Linked DNA regions of Homo sapiens: region 1 is linked to region 2. Evidence: read pairs that join two places in POLR2A ChIA-PET (ENCODE). Cell type or tissue: OCI-LY7. All regions are shown on one strand. Links, peaks and the distances in the headings refer to the core of each region. The heading gives the core; the rest is flanking DNA.

Region 1 (7,810 bases), core at 2,592-5,091, 600 kb after region 2:
TTTACATATTGTATATATACATGCCTACACATATTCACACTGAACAGGATAAAGTTGATAAGAATTTCCTTAATGTTAGGTACACAGATTTTCAACATAAAAGGAGATATGAATACAAAATTAAAGAAGCTAAGTAAACTCCACGTGGTCATTTTTTAAAATTGGAAGTGTAACTTTTTAAACTACAGTACAGGCTTCCTTTGCAATACACCACTATTACCACTGATATCCTTTTCCTATTCTGGGCTCTGATCTTGGACCTCATGCTGTACTTAGCTGTCCTTCCGTTGAGTCTCCTTTAAACTGCAGCAGTTCCTCAGTCTTGCCTTATTCATCTACGCTTTTCCAGAGCACTAGTTAATTACTTTGTAGAATGTTCCTCAATTTGAGATGAGCCTGGGACATCTTACCATGAAGCAGGAAGCCATGAAGACAACTGGTCCCATCAGGAAGACACAGAGGCCACAGCAAACTAAGGGAGGGATTCCCAATAGCCATGCACGGAGCCACATCAGGATCAGGAAGAATGAACGGAAAACAAGTCGGCAGCAATCATGAGAGCTACCACCACCACAGTGCTCGCCTTGGGACTACAGGACACCCACTTATTATTCCCAAGATCACTAAAGGACAACAGTTATTTCAAGCTGCTGTTCCTCGATGAACTGCATTTCTGAATAACCAAAAAGCTGATCAGGGCAAGAACCACAGTCAATGGGGAGTGAATGACAGGATCGGAAAAATCAAAATATCCCAATATCTAATACAATAATAAAGTCAATAATCATTGATGTCTGCTGAAATTATCAAGTGAAGAACGTGATGGGAGGTTTCCAAATGGTTAAGTGAGACATTGACTGAAGCTATTTTTCAGTATTATCATTAAAACTGGGCCTCTAGGCATTTTATTTTTGACATGATCAAAGACTACCATCCACAAAGTAGTCGTGCCAAAAAAAGAGCCTGTATTTAATCATACCTCTAGATCTTACTCCCAATTTAAAGGGAATTCTAGGGAAATACATGTTAAATCACACCAGCACAAAGCCATCATCTAAATCCAAAATGTAGGCAAGAAAGACGACCTCATTTCTATAGCAAATAAAAGATATTTAAAAGGAGAGCTATTTTTATTGCCACAGAATTAAAAAGCCTTAACCAAAATAATCCAATGTGATGTAAGAACTGTGTTTGGATCCTGAGTCAAATAAATTAGGTTTAAAATGACATAGAAAAACTTTTAAGGTTGCCTAGGTAATAAAGACAGAGAAAACTTTTTGACATAGAAAAACTTTTAAGGTTGCCTAGGTAATAAAGACATGATAAAATTACTATTAATTTTATTGAGTTCCAACCATAGTATTGTTATATTTATTTTAAAAGATCTTCTTTATAACAGCTAGAAACTAAAAGACTCATGAATAAAGATATATGTCTGGAATTTGCTTTAGAATATGCCAATTTTTTTGGTAAGTTTAAGGGAAGAGAAGAAACAAAAATATATGAATGGTGGCAAGCTGATGGTAGCTAAAGCTAGATGACTGGTGAACTGAGGATCACTATAGTATCCTCTCTACTTCTATGTGTTTAAAACTGTCCACAATAAGCCAGGCACGGTGGCTCACATCTGTAATCCCAGCACTTTGGGAGGCCAAGGCGGGCGGACTGCCTGAGCTCAGGAGTTTGCGACCAGCCTCGGGCAACACAGTGAAACCCTGTCTCTACTAAAATACAAAAAATTAGCTGCGCATGGCGGCGTGTGCCTGTAGTCCCAGCTACTCGAGAGGCTAAGGCAGGAGAACTGCCTGAATCCGGGAGGCAGAGGTTGCAGTGAGCCAAGATCGCGCCACTCCACTCCAGCCTGGGCAACAGAGTGAGACTCAGTCTCAAAAAATAAAATAAAATAACGTAAAATAAAATAAAATAAAAAATAAATAAAATTGTCCACAATAATAAGTAAAAGAAAACCTAACTTGGATATATTATCAGTACACACTTAAGACTTCATATGCTTATTTCTATTTAAAATTTGTATTAATGAAATAATACTAAATGTGTAAACAAATTTATTAACAATGTTCACAGCAGCTTAGAAAAAAAAAAATCCCATGGAAATAAAAACGCAGAAAGTAGGCTCATGCCTGTAATCCCAACACTTTGGGAGACAAGGTAGGGAGATCACATGAAGTCAGTTCAAGTCCAACCTGCCTAACCAGGCTGGTGAAACCATGTGTCTACTAAAATAAATACAAAAATTCCCAGCTACTCGGGAGGCTGAAGCATGAGAATCACTTGAATCCAGGAGGTGGAGATTGCAGTGAGCTGAAAGCGCACCACTATACTCCAGCCTGGGCAACAGAGCAAGAGTCCATCTCAAAAAAAAAAAAAAAGAAAAGAAAAGTAGAAACGAATGCAGTATGTTACAATTACTTAAAATACTCACAAAAACTGCATAAAGATTTAAAAAAAAGACAAAACTGTAGATACTAAAGTTGCAATATATTTATAAAAATTCAAATTTTATAAGTACGTAAAAACAAGAAACTAGAAGAAAATATGCCAAAAGACTAACAATGTGTGATTAACTTATTGACTTCATCTCCCAGAGTCTCAGTTTTTTAAATAACATATTATTTTTATTACACGTCTTCATAAAACATCCAGCTTGCTGATTCCATCAGTTGCTGAGTCCAAGGTCCCCTGCCATCTTTCCCACAGAAAGGGCACTGCTGCCCACGCAGGAGAAGCTGCCCATGCAGGAGAAGCATCTAAGTCACTTTGCAGTTGTTTTTCAATACAGATTAATCAAGTGCAATTCAGTGAGCAAATTTTCTTGTGAAACTACACTGCTCAGTCCTGTTCACTAAGATAATGGTTCTCAATGTGTGGTGTAGGCATAGTCCAGAGTCCCAGAAACACTTCCAGTGGGGCCACAAAGTCAAACCATTCTCAAAATAATGCAAAGATGTTCTTTGCTTTTTTCACTCTTATTCTCTCCTCACAAAACCACAGTGGAGTTTTGGTATAGCATCAAAGAATATTCAATATTCATTTATATGAAATGACTACCAAAATAATAAAATAAATTACCTGAGGCCAGATTTCCTTCACACACTTCAACCAAAATAACACAGTACTAAGAGATGAAATGCAAAAGCAGACAAGAATCCAGCCAAGATTCTATTAAGTCAGACATTAAAGAGATTTACAAAACATGAAAAAACAATGCCACTCTTCCCACTGAATTATTTTTTGTTTTGGAAAATACTACTACCTTTCATAAACAATGTTATTTATATTACCTAATGGGTTTGTTATTATTAAAAATGTATATTTATAATATTAATTGATTCTTGATACTTAACATAGTAAATACAGACAGAGATAAACCACAGATGGAGACAAACCATATAATAAACTCAAGCTTTTAGGCATCTTCAGTAATGTTTAACAGCATAAAGACGTCCTTAGACCAAAAGCTTGAGAACCACTCCACTAATACAAACCCTTAAAACCCAGTTCTCAAGGACAGATGCCCATGTTCATGGATGGAAAGACATCCATGTTTATGAAGAGGAAGACATCCCATGTTTACAGATGGGAAGACATGGTATTTTTACAATGCCAACAAACCCCAAATTAAGCTACAGATTCAATATAATCCCTATCAAAATTCACTTTTGTGGGAGAATTTTTTTTTTTTTTTTTTTTGGCAGAAATTGCTGAGCTGATCCTAAAATTCCTATGGAAATGCAAGGGACCCAGAATAGCCAAAGCAATCTTGAGAAAGAATAAAATTGAAAGACACACACACTTCCTAATTTCAAATCTTACTACAAAGCTACAGTAATCAAGCCAGCATGGTACTGGCATAGACCAGACAAACAGATCAATACAATAGAAACGAGAGTCCAGAAAGAAACCGTTACATTTATAGACAACTGATTTTCCACAAAGGTGTCAAGACCAGTTGAGGGGAAAAGAACAATCTTGTCAACAAATGGTGCTGGGACAACTAAATGTCAACATGAAAATAATGAAGCTGGGCTCCTACCTCAACATACACAAAAATTAAGGCAAAATGAACCAAAGAACTAAATGTAAAAGCTAAAACTATATGACTTGGAAGAAAACAGCAGTAAATCTTCATAAACTTGTATTAGGCAATGGTTTATTAATTATGACACTAAAAGTATAAACAGGAAGAAAAAAATACACTGGATTTCATCAAAACGAAAAACTTTTGCCCCTCAAAGCACACTATCAAGAAAGTGAAAAGATAACCCAAAGAATGCGAAAAAACATTTGCAAATCATATATCCAATACGGAACATATATCTAGAATATATAAACAATTCCTAAAACTTATAATGAGACAAATAACCCAACTTAAAAATTGGCAAATGAGAGCCCAGCGCAGTGGCTCACATCTGTAATCCCAGCACTTTCCGAGGCCGAAGCAGGCAGATTATTTGAGGTCAGGAGTTCGAGACCAGCCTGGCCAACATGGTGAGACCCTGTCTCTACTTAAAATGCAAAAGTTAGGCAGGCATGGTAGTGGGCGCCTATAATCTCAGTTACTTGGGAGGCTGAGGCAAGAGAATCACTTGAACCTGGGAGGCGGAGGTTGCAGTGAGCCAAGATCACGCCACTGCACTCCAGCCTGGGCGACAAAGCGAGGCTCCATCTCAAAAAAAAAAAAAAAAAAAAAAAAAAATGGCAAATGATCCGAACGAACATTTTCCCAAAGAAGATATACAAATGGCCACCAAGCACATGAAAAGATCGTCCACATCATTCGTCATGAGGGAAATACAAATCAAAACACAAAATACCACTTTGAAATGAAATTAAATAAAATGAAGTAAATACAGAAAATTAAAACAAAAATACTACTTTGCATCCACTTGGATGACTATTATCAGAAAGATAGGTAATATCAAGTGTGGCTAGTACATACAGAAACTACAATCTTCACACACTGCTGGTACAAATGTAAAACAGAGCAGCCATTATAGGAAGCAGTCTGGCAGTTTCTCAATATGTTAAACACCGAGTTACCATATGATCTAGTCATTCTACTCCTAGGGATATATCCCAGATAACTGAAAACATGTATCTGCCTGAAAACCTGTATGTGAATTTTCAAAGCAACATTATTCGTAATAGCCAAGAAGTAGAAACAACCCAAATAATAAACTACTAGGTTAAGACCCTCCCTTTTTTATGTGTGTCTGGCATAACTCATTGGATTTTCAAATAATAGCAAAAATCATAATTTCAGAACTTGATAATTTCTAAGAAAATCAAAATAAAGAGGCATTTCCTAAACAGCAGGTAATTCTTTTCTGGTACGAAAGGGTAATGTGAAAACACAAATTATTTGTCTCTGAATCAGAAACCTGGAAAGAAAAAGAATGAGTTTGGTAAGGATTATTCTAAGTGCTTTCTCCACGTTACCAAATAAACTTAATTCTGTTAATTAGGTTCCATGCCTATTTAGCACAGCAGGAAATTAAGATCAGGGATAATTTAAGGTCACAAAGCTACTAAGTTCAGTGAGGCTATATTAATGCACATATAATTTTGCTATTCAACTATATGTGCCTGGAGATCATTTAACAGGCAATTCACTCTATCAATCCCTGCATGTGGGTGAATGTCACATCGTAACATGACCTCAGAGAAGTGCACCTACAGTTTCCTTAGCTCGTCTTCATTCCTTCTTCCCTTTTACAGTAATATTCACTGCACCAATGTACAGATCATGATTTTAGCATGTAAAGATAAGCATCTTTTTTCTTACAATATGGTACTTAAATATAAGCTAAATATTTCTCTTTTTATACAACAAAAACAGTGATTTGATTCAATGCCAGACTAAAACTGGTATTGGATCAATTGTATCAGTGATAATATTAAATACATTGTACCTTACACGGGGATCTTCAAGTATATTGATGATTTTTGCATTATGGGTTGACCTTAGAACAGACATTTCCCATGAGAGTGTGCTGTATGGGAGCCAAATATAAAACCTCTCTCCTGAATCTAAAAACATTATTCTGAAGTCAGGAACTCCCTACTCACAACAGATTACTCCCTGTTCTATTTGCCATGTTCTGCACATTCTATTGCCTTTTCCTGGAACACAGGTATCCCTGTGTTTTATCTTCTATCTACACACAGTGATACTGAGAACAGGACAGAAATACATATCCCACCAATGATATATTACAACTTACCTTGATCTTCTTCCTTTTGTTAGTAACATTCAAATATATGCAGTTTTACTACAGTGTTGTCTAAGTACTCCATTTCTTTATTTGTAAAGTTTGCTAAGTTACCTTCTAACTCTAATTGTCTATGATTAGGAACAATGAGTTAAGGGATGACGCATGAACAGAGATGGACAGCACAAGATGCTCCTAGACAGACATGTGTTCCAAGAACTCCAACATAATTTTATTTTACAGACCATTTTACAAAAATCAGTAAATGAATATTCAACTAGATAAGTAAACAGAAATTTACCTAAATAAGGAAAAAGGGCTAAGAACTTTAGAGATTGCCTTAATTAAGTACTATATAATCTCCTTGGGAATCAATTAGAAAAAATCAAAATGTGTTACTTTCAATGTCCAAACAAAATTTGTAGAAAACAGTTTACCACCCAGACTTTGATCCCTTTGAAGCTACATAAATTGATCAGAAAAAAAAAAAAATGATCACAGAAGCTAAATCAAATCATCAGAAGCACAATCATGGCCAGGCACAGTGGCTCACGCCTATAATCCCACCACTTTGGGAGGCCGAGGCGGGTGGATCATCTGAGGTCAGGAGTTTGAGACAAGCCTGGCCAACATGATGAAACCCCGTCTCTCCTAAAAAATACAAAACTTAGCCAGGAATGGTGGCATGCGCCTGTAATCTCAGCTACTGGGGAGGCTGAGGCAGGAGAATTGCTTGAACCTGGGAGAAGAAGGTTGCAGTGAGCCAAGATCGCACCATTGCACTCCAGCCTGGCAACAAGAACAAAACTCCATCTCAAAAAATAAAAATAAAAAAATGATAATAATAAAAAGCACAGTCATAGCATTCTAGGATCGGAAAGAAGGATGTCTTTTTTTTTTTTTTTTTTTTTTTTTTTTTTTTTGAGGTAGGGTCTCACTTTTTCACCCATGCTGGAGTGCAGTGGCCCGATCTCAATTCATTGCAGCCTCGACCTTCTGGGTCCAAGTGATCCTCCTGCTTCAGCTCCCCAGGTAGCTGGAACTACAGGAGCATGCCACAAAGCCCAGCTAAAAAAGGATATATTTCCTTTTTTTTTTTTTTTTTGTGAGAAGCAGTCTCACTCTGTTGCCCAGGCTGGAGTGCAGTGGCACAATCTCAGCTCACTGTAACCCCTGCCTCCCGAGTTCAAGCGATTCTCCTGCCTCAGCCTCTCGAGTAGCTGGGACTACAGGTGCACGCCACCACGCTTGGCTAATTTTTGTATGTTTAGAGAGACGATGTTTCACCACACTGGCCAGGCTGGTCTCGAACTCCTGACCTCATGATCTGCCTGCCTCAGCCTCCCAAAGTGCTGGGATTACAGGTGTGAGCCACCAGCGCCTGGCCTCTTTTTTTTTTTTTTTTTGAGACGGAGTCTTGCTCTTTTTGCCCAGGCTGGAGTGCAATGGCACAATCTCGGCTAACTGCAACCTCTGCCTCCTGGGTTCAAGCGATTCTCCTGCTTCAGCCTCATGAGTAGCTGGGATTACAGGCACCTGCCACCACGCCCGGCTAATTTTTTGTATTGTTAGTAGAG
Region 2 (7,810 bases), core at 2,457-4,956:
GGCCCTGAGGGACCAGTCCAGCACAGCCCTCTGCGTGGCACGAGGGAGGCCACGGAGGGTGCGCACCCCTCTGGGAATGGGGGTGTTTCTGCTGCCACAGTGGGAGGCACCCAGCAGTGTGGTAGGTGGCACCGGCCTGACGTCCTCCACGTGCCAGACATGTGGCTGCACTGCTCCTGCCAGACCTAGGGCTGTCTGCAGCCAGGGGCACCATCTCCTCTGGCTGTTGAGTGACTGAGGCCACAGGACAATTCCTCCCCCCAGCCTGCTGTGTCTTCTCCGGTTGCTGCAGACAGAAGCACCCGTGCCGGGGAGGATCCTCTGTGGCGGAAACAGGGAAGGCCAGCAGCACTTTCTCCTCTGCGGGAGAACAGAGAGGAGACGCTGGGGAGGGTGCCTGTGTGCATCAGCAGGAGTCTGATGAGGGAGAAAGACTTACTGGAGCCATTTCAGATCAGATGACAACCATTAACTCTGTGGTGTCTGTCTTAAATGGAAACCTTGATGCCAACAGCTGATGAGGGCTGCCAAACAGCTCACATGATTCAAACTCTTACGGAACACGCCGATAGGCTTGATGACGCTAACCTCCAAAAATGCCTTAACTGGCTGTTTTAACACAGAATTGCAAGAAACTAAAGAACTTTTAGGAGCCTGGTAGCATTATGCTAATTCAGGACTTGCCATGAGAATACCTAGAATTTGCGGTGCAACACAAATGTGCTCTCCTCTGGACACTGACCACGGAGAAGCTCACAGCCAGAGGTGGCATGCACATACTTGGGATGTCGGCAGGACATGGCCATGCCAGGACAATGATGCTGACTCCTTCCTCCGTGCCAGGAGGCCCGCAGATGTGCCCTGATCTGAGCGGCCAAGTGGAGTCAAAAGCCAGCGAACCGTGGGCTTCACCCCAAATGAAGACAGCAGTAGAGAAGCCAGGCCAAGCTGGCCGGGGCAGCGGTGAGAAAGGGGCACCTGGAGATGATGAGGAGAGGGAAAGAACTAGGAGGGGGTCAGAGGCCCCCACCTCAGCATCCTACAAAGGCCAGGTGACCAGCCAAGGAGTGAAACTCAGCCAAAACCGAGGGCTGTTTAGGACACACCATCTCCATTTCTGCGGCCAATCCTCAGTCATCTCTACTTTAGGACGTTTGAGATCCTGTCGCTGGCCGGAATCAGATGCACCTGGCAGCTCTGGGAGCTGTCGCTACAGGGATGACTTCAGACAGGGTAAGGGGGTCACTCAGGAAACAAGGCTCTGGAGTTATAAAAGTGATGGGCAAATGCCCCAGGGCTCTGCCAGGCAGGGCCCAGGCTGTGCAGCATTCCCAGATCTTCCTTATCTCCATCCCTGTGTGTTTTTACCTTGGCCTGTGCCCAGCCACTAAGGGGGCATGGAGGAAAACAAGACAGGTGAGGCTCTGGGCAGGTGTGTGCTGGCCAGTGCCTCACCCTCCGGCCGTATGTCCTTCACTCTCTCCAGCCTCTGCCCCCATATTGATCCTAAGCCTCAGGAAGCGAAGCAAGACGGAATCTCAGCTGAGAACCTTGTCTGAAGTGTTGAAAACACGGAAGATCATCAAGAATTCCCTCTCTGGTTCATGTGAAAAAGGTGTGTTTTGTATGAAAACAGGCACAGGGTGCTAAATCACTCAGGTCGGTGCTGGATGAAAAAGCTAAATATCCTGCTAGCAAATGCCACACAGGAATTCCTTCTTCTACACCAAGGGGAACAATATCCACACAGCCAAGAGAGGAAAAAAGCTACCCCGTATCTAAGGGCAGAAGAGATGTCTTCCTAAAGAACTAGGAGATATATTTGTAACATACACATCAGAGGGCTGATTCCCTCCATGTGCAAAGAACTCATAGAAATGAAACCAGGTGATCTTGGTTGTTCTCAAAAGTAGTGTTCTCCACAGTTACAGAGTGGGCTGAGTTAAGACCCGGGTCAAAGTGTGCTGCTCGGTGCTGACTTTCTCAAACTGGGGATCATATGCAGACATCTCCAGGTTTGGGCAAATTAAATGAGCTATGAATCTGAAGTGCTTGTGGTGCGTGAGTTATAAGTAGCTGGGGTTATTAACACTTCTCAGTTAGAACCAGGTTGTAAGGTTAACACCAAGGCGTTGCCTGGCACACGAGAGGTGGGCTGCTGGAGGGAGATGCAGAGGTCTGTGGACTCCGGGAGCCAGAGGGGAGCAGGAGGACTCCATGGGGGAGGGAGAAATACAGGCTCAGCCAGGCTGGCCCTCTCCTGCGGGAAGTGTGACTGAGCCACCAAAAGGACCAAGTCATGCTGTAAGAAGACTCTCATCTTCCAAGAGCCATTGTGCCGAGGCTGGCGTCCAGCAGAGCTCACCTTCTGTGAGAGCACCTGCCGCTCAGGTCACACTGCAAAGTCAGCTTTAGACAACTCAGGGCTGAGGAAACCTGTCAGCTCCAGATCCGGAACTTTGTGCCACTTTTCTTGCTGCCTCCAACGTGCATTACTGCTGCCCAAATCGGCTCCACGAACCATTACTGCTGACACCCTTCCCTAGGTGAAAGTTGGTTTTAAACAGTGCACCTACTTTCACATCAAGGTTACAATTTAACTGTGTGTCTGAATAAACTCTTCCAGCCTGGCCTCTGTCTCACCCCTTATTTCTTCTCCAGTCCAGTATAAATCTTGGACTTGCGGGGAATAAACTGTCTTTTCATCCTACGCTGTCAAGTGGACTTGAAGTTCGGACTTTTGCTAGAAAAGCAGAGATAGAGAGTTGACATGAGGGAACTTGCTACTAGCCTCTAACTTGCCCTGTCCTTGAACTGCCCTCAAATGGACTCAAACTTAGCAACCTGTTTTGCTAGAAGCGACGTCTCGGAAGGCTGAAGCCCTGATGGCGCCGTGCAACCGAGTGGGGAACGAATGCATGGCTGTCACAAGAGGTCTGTGAGGTCTTCATTCTTCATTCGTGCCTCCTGGCATCACACGTCTGGCCTCCTGGGAACAGGTGGGAAGGTGCTGCTGAGATAATCAGGTTTTTCATCATTTGTCTAAAGAGAGCCATGGTTGAACTTCTCACTAATCCTTCCCTGCAAAGCTACAGAAGAGACTCTTTCTTCCTCCAACTGAGATTCTCACCCAGGGGCAAGGAGCCTTGTCTGAGCCATGCAAAGGCGGATGAGCACAGCTGCCCTCTGCCTAGGACCACCACCCCCTGGCAGCACCCGCTAGCTGGCAGAGAATCCATCAGCACCCCAGCTCTGGAGACGTCAAAACAACCAAGAAACAAATAGCATTCTCTACCCCAACAGAAGTGCGCCGGCATACGGCAGCACTGCCCCCGCCAGAAAGACAACTGCTTCGGACCAGTGCAGCTGGAGCCCCTGACCAATGCCCTGGGGTGGGGCATCTGATGCAGATGTCAGCAGAGCATCCACTGGGAGCCCACCCTGCCTGCCCACACCACTACTCAGCACTGGCCTGATGGTCACTCATGACCTGAAGGGTCCAGCATCCTCAGCACCTTCAATCTCAAAAACCAGCGTGACAGACCAGATGCAGACGGAGCTGGTGCTGTCCTCAGTGCCAACTCTGTGGCATTTCAAGGGGAGCAAACAGGACGCAGGGAAACCCGGTCATGGAAAGCTGAGCTGCAGCACAGCCACGCTCACCGTGTGAGGATGGCATTTATGAATGTGCCGCTGAAAAAACAACCAAAACTTTTACTTAATATTTTAAACTACACCTTCTTCCAAAATTAATTTGAAGCATTTAAAATACCCAATATAATAAGACCATCTGAACAATAAGCTTTTAAAAATCCCCAAAGATAGAGGGGAAATTAAATACTCAAAAACTTCAAGTTAATTAACAGAGATGCTGTGACTGAGTCTAGTCTGCAGCTTCCTGGCAGCTAAGGTACACAGAGGATGAGGCAAGTGTTACTGTCAAAGTTGGGATTTTAATATCTTGCCACTTACTTTGCAACCAGTGAAGCACATAAGAGCATTAAAATCACAAGGAACAACAGTGCTTAAAAATAACAGGCATCATGTTCACACATCCAAAACCACAAACAAAACCAAAAACAAATGCACTATTATTTCTACAGGAGGTCCTCCCAGGACTCAAGCCCTAACAAAAGCTACAGACACTGCATGAGACGGCCCACGGTGGCCACCACAAAAGGCTAAGGGGAAGAAGATCTGGATCAGGGAAGTCCAGAAACAGATACCAATCACCCAAAAAATGAGCAACGAGAGAAAACAGAGGAATGTTTTCATCTAACCTAACCGCATTGCACAAATGAAGTACCAAAGCATACTTTGTGTACTTTTTTCATTTATAAAATTGTAAACTTAACCCTCTCCAATCCAAACTCTTCTGTCCATCCTTTTCCCTTTTCTCTCCCTCGGGTGGAAGAGAGCTCTGTGTTTTCTTCCCATAAAAGACACCATTTGCAGGTGTGGACTGAGCCGACCTTGCAGCCCAAACTGCCCTCTTCCATCTTCTTCCAAGGCCAGATGGGTTCCAAGTTTCAGAGGTGCTCGATTTCTGAACGCTAATCCCGAGCACAGACCCCTGCTACCTAAGACCCTAATCACATGCATCAATACTCTGGGTGCATCAATATGCTGGGTGCATGTAACATTAGCACTTGGGGAGGCTGAGGCAGGAGGATCACTTGAGCCCAGGAGTTTGAGACCAGCCTAGGCAATGTGGCGAGACCCCATCTCTACAAAAAATGCAAAAATGAGCAAGGTGTGGTGGTGTGTACCCGCAGTCCCAACTACGTGGGAGTATCAACTGAGTTTGTGAGGCAGAGGTCACAGTGAGCTGGGATCATGCCACTGCACTCCAGCCTGGGTGACAGAGTGATACCCCATCTAAAAAAAGAAAAAAAAAAAAGAGAAGAAAAAAATGCATTAACGTTTCTGTGGCAAAGAGTGGGATAAATTGTTTATCAATTTATGTCCATTCATAAAGTTTCCATGACATTCACTTGCATCGAATTAAAAAAAAAATTTATTTTTGGGAACTCCTTCGTTTTTAAAAAAATACTTACTGAATAAGACCTCAAAAGCACAGGCCACAAAAGCAAAAATAAGCAAATAGGATTATAAATAACTTAAAAGCTTCTGCACAGCAAAGGAAACAAAGTGAAAAAACAACCTACAGAATAAAAGAATACATTTGCAAACTACTCACCAGACAGGGGATTAATATTCAGGATATATAAGGAACTCAAACAACTCAACAGCAAAGAAAAACCCAAAAAACAAAAAGAAAACTGATTAAAAAATGGGCAAATGATCCAGACATTTCTCAAAAGAAATAAATGTCCAGAAAATACATGAAAAATGCTCAACATCACAAATCATCAGAGAAGTGGAAGTCTTTTTTTTTTCTTAAGTGAAAGCAAGTCTATTAGGAAAATAAAGAAATAAAAGAATGGCTACTCCACAGGCAGAGCAGCAGCAAGGACGGCTCAGCTGCTTATACTTATTGTTACTAGGGAGGCAAAAGTCAAAACTACAATGAGATATCATCTCATTCCAGTTAGATGGCTATTATTGGCCGGGCGCGGTGGCTTACGCCTGTAATCCCAGCACTTTGGGAGGCCGAGGTGGGTGGATCACGAGGTCAGGAGATTGACACCATCTTGGCTAACACAGTGAAACCCCGTCTCTATTAAAAATACCAAAAATTAGCCGGGTGCGGTGGCGGGCGCCTGTAATCCCAGCTACTCAGGAGGCTGAGGCAGGAGAATGGCATGAACCCGGGAGGCGGAGCTTGCAGTGAGCCGAGATAGCGCCACTGCAGTCCCACCTGGGCGAAAGAACGAGACTCCATCTCAAAAAAAAAAAAAAAAAAAAAAAAAAAAAAAAAAAAAAAAAAAAAAAAAAAAAAAAAAAGAAGGCTATTATCAAAAAGACAAAAAATATCAAATGCTGGTGAGGATACAGAGAGAAGGGAACTCTTATACACTGTTGGTAGGAATGTAAACTAATACAGCCACTATGGAGAGCAGTATGAAGGCTCCTTAAAACACACATACCCTTGGGAGGCCGAGGTGGGCTGATCACAAGGTCAGGAGTTCGAGACCAGCCTGGCCTATATGGTGAAACCCCATCTCTACTAAAAAAATACAAAAATTAGCTAGACGTGATGATAAGCATTTTTTCATGTGTTTTTTGGCTGCATAAATGTCTTCTTTTGAGAAGTGTCTGTTCATATCCTTCGCCCACTTTTTGATGGGGTTGTTTGACTCTTTCTTGTAAATTTGTTTAAGTTCTTTGTAGATTCTGGATATTAGCCCTTTGTCAAATGGGTTGATTGCAAAAATTTTCTCCCATTCTGTAGGTTGCCTGTTTGCTCTGATGGTAGTTTCTTTTGCTGTGCAGAAGCTCTTTAGTTTAATTAGATCCCATTTGCCAATTCTGGCTTTTGTTGCCATTGCTTTTGGTGTTTTAGACATGAAGTCCTTGCCCATGCCTATGTCCTGAATGATATTGCCTAGGTTTCCTTCTAGGGTTTTTATGGTTTTAGGTCTAACATTAAGTCTTTAATCCATCTTGAATTAATTTTTGTATAAGCTGTAATCAGAGAAATGCAAATCAAAACCACAATGAGATACCATCTCACACCAGTTAGAATGGCAATCATTAAAAAGTCAGGAAACAACAGGTGCTGGAGAGGGTATGGAGAAACAGGGACACTTTTACACTGTTGGTGGGACTGTAAACTAGTTCAACCATTGTGAAAGACATTGTGGCAATTCCTCAAGGATCTAGAACTAGAAATACCATTTGACACAGCCATCCCATTACTGGGTATATACCCAAAGGATTATAAATCATGCTGCTATAAAGACACATCCACACGTATGTTCATTGCGGCACTATTCACAATAGCAAAGACTTGGAACCAACCCAAATGCCCATCAATGATAGACTGGATTAAGAAAATGTGGCACATATACACCATGGAACACTATGCAGCCATAAAAAAGGATGAGTTCATGTTCTTTGTAGGAACATGGAGGAAGGTAGAAACCATCATTCTCAGCAAACTATCACAAGGACAGAAAACCAAACACAACATGCTCTCACTCATAGGTGGGAATTGAACAATGAGAACACTTGGACACAGGAAGGGGAACATCACACACTGAGGCCTGTTGTGGGGTGGGGGGAGGGGGGAGGGATAGCATTAGGAGATATACCTAATGTAAATGACGAGTTAATGGGTGCAGCATACCAACGTGGCACATGTATACATATGTAACAAACCTGCACGTTGTGCACATGTACCCTAGAACTTAAAGTATAATAATAAAAAAAAAATTAACTGGGCGTAGTGGCCTGTAGTCCCAGCTACTCAGGAGGCTGAGGCAGGAGAATCACTTGAACCGGGGAGGCAGAGGTTGCAGTGAGCCGAGATCATGCCACTGCACTCCAGCCTGGGTAACAGAGTGAGACTGTCTCAAAAACAAAACAAAACAAAACAAAACCAACCCCCCCCCACCCCACCACATACACACACACACACACACACACACACACACACACCAAACTACGAACAGAACTACCATACGATCCAACAATCCCACTACTGGGCGCCTATCCAAAGGAAATGAAATCATCAGTGTACTGGAGAGACATTTGCACTCCTCTGTTTACTGCAGCCTGATTCACAATACCCAAGATATGAATCCACCCAGGAGTCCAACAGCAGATGAATGGATATGGAAGGTGTGGTATATAACATTGAATAGGATTCAGCCATAACAGAGAATGAAATCCTGTCATCTGCAGC

What was found. Peaks named below come from ENCODE experiments on the same cell type or tissue, not always from the same donor. Only the 100,000 strongest peaks of a DNase experiment are listed, where the experiment ranks them.
Region 1: POLR2A ChIA-PET joins it to region 2 with 9 read pairs; 3 of 35 experiments call an interaction of 5 or more read pairs at or near these places.

The regions. Positions count from the first base shown.
Region 1 is chr10:893,298-901,107 of GRCh38, forward strand. All of the region lies in intron 1 of LARP4B (La ribonucleoprotein 4B), which reads right to left. Among named protein-coding and RNA genes, the nearest start is that of LARP4B, 35 kb to the right of the region's middle. In OCI-LY7, for the core only: no CTCF peak of the experiment used is centred there; no DNase peak of the experiment used is centred there.
Region 2 is chr10:289,713-297,522 of GRCh38, forward strand. All of the region lies in intron 32 of DIP2C (disco interacting protein 2 homolog C), which reads right to left. Among named protein-coding and RNA genes, the nearest start is that of ZMYND11, 160 kb to the left of the region's middle. In OCI-LY7, for the core only: no CTCF peak of the experiment used is centred there; a DNase peak (open chromatin) is centred at 3,979; H3K4me3 peaks cover 992 bases; H3K27ac peaks cover 1,321 bases.